2 separate regions of the Mus musculus genome follow, and region 2 is linked to region 1. Evidence: chromatin loops called from intact Hi-C (ENCODE). Cell type or tissue: left cerebral cortex. All regions are shown on one strand. Links, peaks and the distances in the headings refer to the core of each region. The heading gives the core; the rest is flanking DNA.

Evidence for each region. A loop is a pair of places that touch in the nucleus more often than their neighbours do. Peaks named below come from ENCODE experiments on the same cell type or tissue, not always from the same donor. Only the 100,000 strongest peaks of a DNase experiment are listed, where the experiment ranks them.
Region 2: a loop joins it to region 1, with 2.4 times the contacts of the local background. A loop is called at or near these places in 5 of 42 quality-filtered maps.

Annotation. Positions count from the first base shown.
Region 1 is chr11:26,592,167-26,595,083 of GRCm38, reverse strand. Vrk2 (vaccinia related kinase 2) reads left to right here and starts at 1,164. Exons shown (of 13, transcript NM_027260.3): 1 at 1,164-1,494. In left cerebral cortex, for the core only: a CTCF peak has its summit at 1,357; DNase peaks (open chromatin) are centred at 386, 1,337, 1,831 and 2,480; H3K4me3 peaks cover 1,242 bases; H3K27ac peaks cover 753 bases.
Region 2 is chr11:26,774,059-26,776,975 of GRCm38, reverse strand. No RefSeq gene overlaps it. Among named protein-coding and RNA genes, the nearest start is that of Vrk2, 180 kb to the right of the region's middle. In left cerebral cortex, for the core only: no CTCF peak of the experiment used is centred there; a DNase peak (open chromatin) is centred at 1,578.

The DNA.
Region 1 (2,917 bases), core at 211-2,710:
AAATTCATTTTAAAAATGTTTTTATACCCAAATCATGCCGTTCTTTTAAGAAATAGTCTCATGCTGTTTACCATTTTTGGAGTTTGGTAAAATCCTATTTCCTTATTACACCAAATTTAGCAAATAGAATTAATACCATCAGGCAAGAATAAAGCTACTACCATGATATTTGAGTCACTCTTGAATCAAGCTTTATTAAATACTGGCCAGGAATGATGGACACAGGCCAAGTCTACACCAGGAATTCCAGAGTATGGCACCATATTGCATTTGTCAGGGGCTTATGAAGGCAAATCCCACAAGGGTATGCACTTTCTGCCTTTGTGGAATCAAGGGCAAACATTCTTCCTGCCCATTTACTTCCCACCTACATGTGACTAAGCAGATCTTGTGCAGTTTGGGCAAGCTTGTTATCTTTCTTGAACAACAGCCTCCAGCATTCCTAGAAGTTACCTTGAGCAAGTGGGACTTACAAATTAGAGATTTGTTTGTTTGTTTGTTTGTTTGTTTTATAGGTCTCTCTCTCCTTTTTTTTTTTTTTTTTTTTTTTTTTTTTTTCGAGACAGGGTTTCTCTGTGTAGCCTGGCTGTCCTGGAACTCAGGCTGGCCTCGAACTCAGAAATCCACCTGCCTCTGCCTCCCAAGTGCTGGGATTAAAGGCTTGTGCCACCACTGACAGGCTGTTTTATAGGTCTCTTAAAGTATAGTAACTAAAACTTAAAACATAACTTTAGCCTTCGCAGAGAAAATGGCTGTTTTTCTTTCAGTATTTGCATCTGGACAATTATTGAGTGTTTTTAGGTAAGAAACTAAAGTGCTGTTTGAACAGTCTTTTTTATAAAGATTTGTTTGTTTGCTCTAAAATGTAAGTTGTGTATCCTTAAAGAATTTCTATATACTTAACATATTTCTCTCAGCTGTCATAGTAACCTTAAAACTCAATAACTTATGTTTTCCATTTTACAGATGGGAACGTAGAAATGTAGTAACTTTCGTTTTAAACATTATCCAAGTATTAAATGACAGAACTAGGCCTAGGGCAGTCACTTGCAAGTGACACACCCAGATAGATACAGGCCCTCCCAGTTACAAGGCTGTCTGGGTATGCCTAGAGGCTGGGCGAGCTGTTGGTAAGGATCTGAGCAATTTGAAAGGGGTTGGTACTCAGAACTGGTACAGGAAGGGTTCAGTTCTTCTGTAAGCGCTGGCCCAGTTTACTACCCCCAGGTTAATCTGCAGGCTCTTCAGACAGGCCTTGGCAGGGTCCGGTGCTTGGAAACTCTAACCCTCTCTCTCGGTACCGCCCCTCCACCGCTGCAGCCTCTGCCACTGGGCGGCCTCTGCCACTGGGCGGCCTCCGCCAGACTCTGGGGCTCCCAGGGCTGGCTGCCGGGAGGCGGCCCACAGGCTCGCCCGGCCCCTGGGAGGAGCCCGGAGAGGCCCACCTGGCTGCGAGGCCTTAGGAGACCAGCGCTGTGGGGACTCCGGCGGCAGGTCAGTCTTCCCTCCACCCCGGCTCCGACGCTCAGTGCCCGGCGGGCGGCCGCGGCGTTGTCCCGGCCCGCTGCAGGCCCAGCTTCAGCCCCCGCACCCGGTACCGACTCATCCCGGAAACCGGCCGGCGCTTCTGCACAGCTCCGGACTGCCATCCCCGGGACGGGGTCGCCGCTCAAGGCCGGGAGGGAGCGTTTGAACCGGGCGAGCGTCACCCCGGAAGCACCGAGTCCCCAAACTTTTAGCTGCCCCGCTTAGAAGTTGTTCTAGGAAGACTTGCCAACTTTAGCCAGCAACTTTGGCGCGTGTGTCCAACATACCGCCCTGTTGAGGGAACCCGGTGAATCACAACCTCCTTCAATTCGGTGGCCCAGTTGTTCCTGGTTTAGATTTCCCGCTCTCCTCCGGGCTCTGTTCAGCCCACTGGAGTGGAGTTTCAGCCGCCTCGGAGGCACTGGGTTCAGTAAGCGAAGGAGGGAAAACTACTTAAGCATAGATGGGTAGCTTAAGAGAAACGTTTTGTACCCTGTCAGTATTTTTGAATAATTTTCACGAAAGCATTTGTCCTGGTTAGATTTTGCTGTTGTTATCAACTTGTCTCCATGCAGGGCCATCTGGGAAGAGGGACAAATGTTGAATGTTGAGATTAATGTGAGGCTGTTAGTGGCTGGGGAAGGGTACAGCTTTAAATTCAAAGGTCGCATCTGACCTTTGGTAGTGTCTTACCACCACCAAGCAAAACACCTGCGAATGACTTCCACGAGCAAGGATTTCCATGACAAGCTAACCTGTCCTATCAGGACACTGACTAGTTCAGGCTCTCTGGTTTTCTGACCCTCCCTCTTACCCACTCCCATCAATGTGAGAACAGCTTTGCCTTAGAGATTACAGCTCTACAGATAACAGGAATCCCACATTCCAGAAGAAGGCCACAGAAATTTAATTCAAGTGGCAAAATACCTCCATTAGATTTACTCAGGGGCAGATGCGGATCTGTTGGAGTGATAGATGGGGGAGGGCCCAGGCCAGCAGTGCCACCCTTGGGCCTGGTTTGTTTAAGAAAGCCAAGCTGGTTGATCCAGTTCGGAGCAGGACAAGCTATTGAGCAGGGGGGTCTGCCATGGTGGCTTCAGTACCTGCCTGCAATTGCTGCTTTGAGTTCCTGCCCTGACTCCCCTTTCAGGTGGATTGTAAACTATATGAAGTAATTCCAAAGTTGCTTTACCATGGTTTTGTTTATTTGTTTTTGTTTTTGTTTTAGTCTAGAAATACTAAGAAGACCATGGTTACTTTCACATCTAATTTCAAGCATTTTTTCTAATATTTATTAATTATATATTAATCGCGTTACTCATTTGCTAATTTCTATACAATGATAATTAATTACATTCTATAGTGTTGCTAAATATTAATAAACTCCTAC
Region 2 (2,917 bases), core at 152-2,651, 180 kb before region 1:
CCTGAGTCTGGGTTGGGGACGCCCATTTCTTCAAGTGGCATGTGAAGCTCTGCCTCTAAAATTAGATGCATATGAGCATAGATTCTAGTTCCTAGACTTGAGGAAGGCACATGAATTTTCTGATCTTCTGTTTTTTCTTTGGTAAAATTAGGGTCTGAGTTGTACCTGCTTGGTTTAGGCTGTTGTGATGAAGAACAATGAGCACTATCTGTCCAAGATGATGGAGAAGGTTTAAGAAATTCAGAGCTTGTAAACAGCACAGGCAATGTAGATGCTCTGGAGAGACACTTGTCAGAGTCACACGAGGAGCATTACACCATTACAGCCAAAGCTAGATCAGAGAGTGCTTTTGTGACAACTGTCAACTAGTAATCCAGGTAATGGGATAAACTGGGGAAAGAATCTAACAACAATATTTTGGAGAACTTGAACAAATAAAAATCTCATGCTGAGAAAAGAACATGGTATTATACTGACCCTGTTCTTTCTTCAGTTGATCACTGACTGCCTTCCTGCCTCCAGCTTTTCCTTTTATACTCTGAGCAACACTGAAAGTAGGGCTATAAATTTAGATAAATTATTTATAGAGCAAGCTGATACCTCAACTAATATTCTTAACATTCTCATTTGCAAAAAAAAAAAAGATAACACCTGTTCATATGCTTCAGCATGTACGTGAAATTTATTCTATCTGTGTGTGTGTGTGTGTGTGTGTGTGTGTGTGTGTGTTAATCACTAAAAGTCTGATACCAGTTCTGGGTACATACTTTGTACTCGGGGCTATTTTTCTATTTTATACCAATTCCTTACTGAAGTTTTCAGAAGCTCCAAAACATTTACGTTGGGATAATGATATCTAAATACTTCTGAATTATTTTATGTAAGCATATTAAATTTCCTGATATAGAGATAATGTGCACATTATCTTTTTTGACAAGTGAAATAAATGTTTGTTTAGCTGCATTTGAAGGAGAGGAGAGGGCTTGTTCTGGATATTCTTTAGATGCATTTGCAACTTCCAAGTTTGATATGAAATCCTATAACTTTCCACACAGGAAAGAGTTTACTGGGAAAATCTCATGAGTCACACAAGGACAGTTTTCTTATACCATAACTGTACCTTGCAGCCTCACCTACATATTCATAATCTAGAAGATGGGGGACAAATATAATATACTAAGGTTGGTAATATCAATGGTGACTATAGACTTACGTTCTATTAGCTAACGCTGAAAATTAGCCCAACAGATTCCAACTATCAAGCAGTGATTAATTCCAGTGTGTTAAGCTTAATTAAGAAATAACAAAATATATTGTAAATCTCTGAAAAGGAAAGCTACTGACTGATGACATGGGACTATTGAAACATATTAAAGAAATGGTGCAGTATGTTAAGCATGTAATTCTGCCAAAATCCTCCCAGCTTTATTTTGTCTTCCTTTCCATATCCTTGGCTCTCAAAAATTCATTCTCAGTTCTTTGGCAAAAACGACTGGAAGAGACCAGAAGGAGGAGAGGGGGAGTGGACAGCTCATGCTAATGCCAGTCTTGATTTCATTTATTTAAAAATCCCACTTTGTGCATAAAAAGTATAGTTCATTTCTTATCCTGAGAGTTACCCTGGCATATGGCTCAATTGGAATCATCAGGGTTTTTAGTTCTTTTTAAAATGGCTTGCCTCTTTTACAGACTTTCCCTCAGAAAGATACACTATCATCCCCACTTTCAGAGTCTACCACTCTTTGCTTGGAAAAGTCTTCTCTCTTTCCGATCCAATAGGTCTTGACCATGATGGTAGATGAAATGACAGAGCAAGATTGGGGCTGGTTTCTATATCAGGATTGTGCTAACTTGTATGTTTAGAGCTTTGCCCTTTGGACTCAGAAAGCAAACTCTCTCCTACTCTTTACTCTTCTATTGAGTTAAATACTTCTCAGATATCTATTAAACTCCATGATCATGCCTTAAAGTCTATGAAGCCAAATAAAGTTCCATGTTCCTGACTTTCCATAGTAAAATATAATGTGGAGTAATATATATTTAAGACCATTTCAATTTATCCAATGCCTTTCTAAATCAATATTGTGCTAAAATAACATTGGCCTATAAGAATTAATGTCTTATTTATATTACCAACCTGGGATAAAGTTTTACTTCAAAAATATAAAAATATATATGTGATTTAATTCATCATGACTGGTTTTCATTTGTTTGCAATAAATCTTGGATAAAGCCAGTTGGATTAATGGAATTGTTGGTATGCTGCAGATTCTGTCCAAAGTGGAGCAGAAAGGAAGAGAGCTTAAATTTATGTCACAAATTGTTTTACATACAAAATAAGAGTAAAGGAAAAAGAACTGAAAGGAAAGACATCATTTGTTCTTCGAATTACTTTCTCCAAGTATATAAAAATAGAAGAAATATTGCCCTTTGTTTGTAACGCTGGAAAGAGTTCAAGGGCACTTTATGAAAGGAACTTTTGACTTCTGAGTAGTAACAATTTCTGAATCTGGAAGCAATTGTTAGTCACTCTTTCAAATTGTAGACTGGAGCAGTGATTTTCAGAGTATATCTCTTCCTTCAGCTCGGTATGCATATTCTAGATCTAAACGTCTCTTGTAAACAAATATACATAGAATTTCATATGGCAAAAAGTACAAGATATAAAAATACACTCATAACTGGAAGCACAAACGTCTGCTTCTAGAAACTCTGAAGGACTGAGCAAGGTTATACTTTTCCTTAGCGTATTCTTCATCTTTTTTCCATTTTTCTTAGCTGGAATGCAGCTAGGTGCTACAGTGTCAAGGAATGGAGTTGTCTTTCATTTGGATATAATATATTAATGGCAAAATATTAATCCATTCATCACCTTAAAACAAGTCAGTAAATTTTGGGAAAAAAACAAATCAGTATC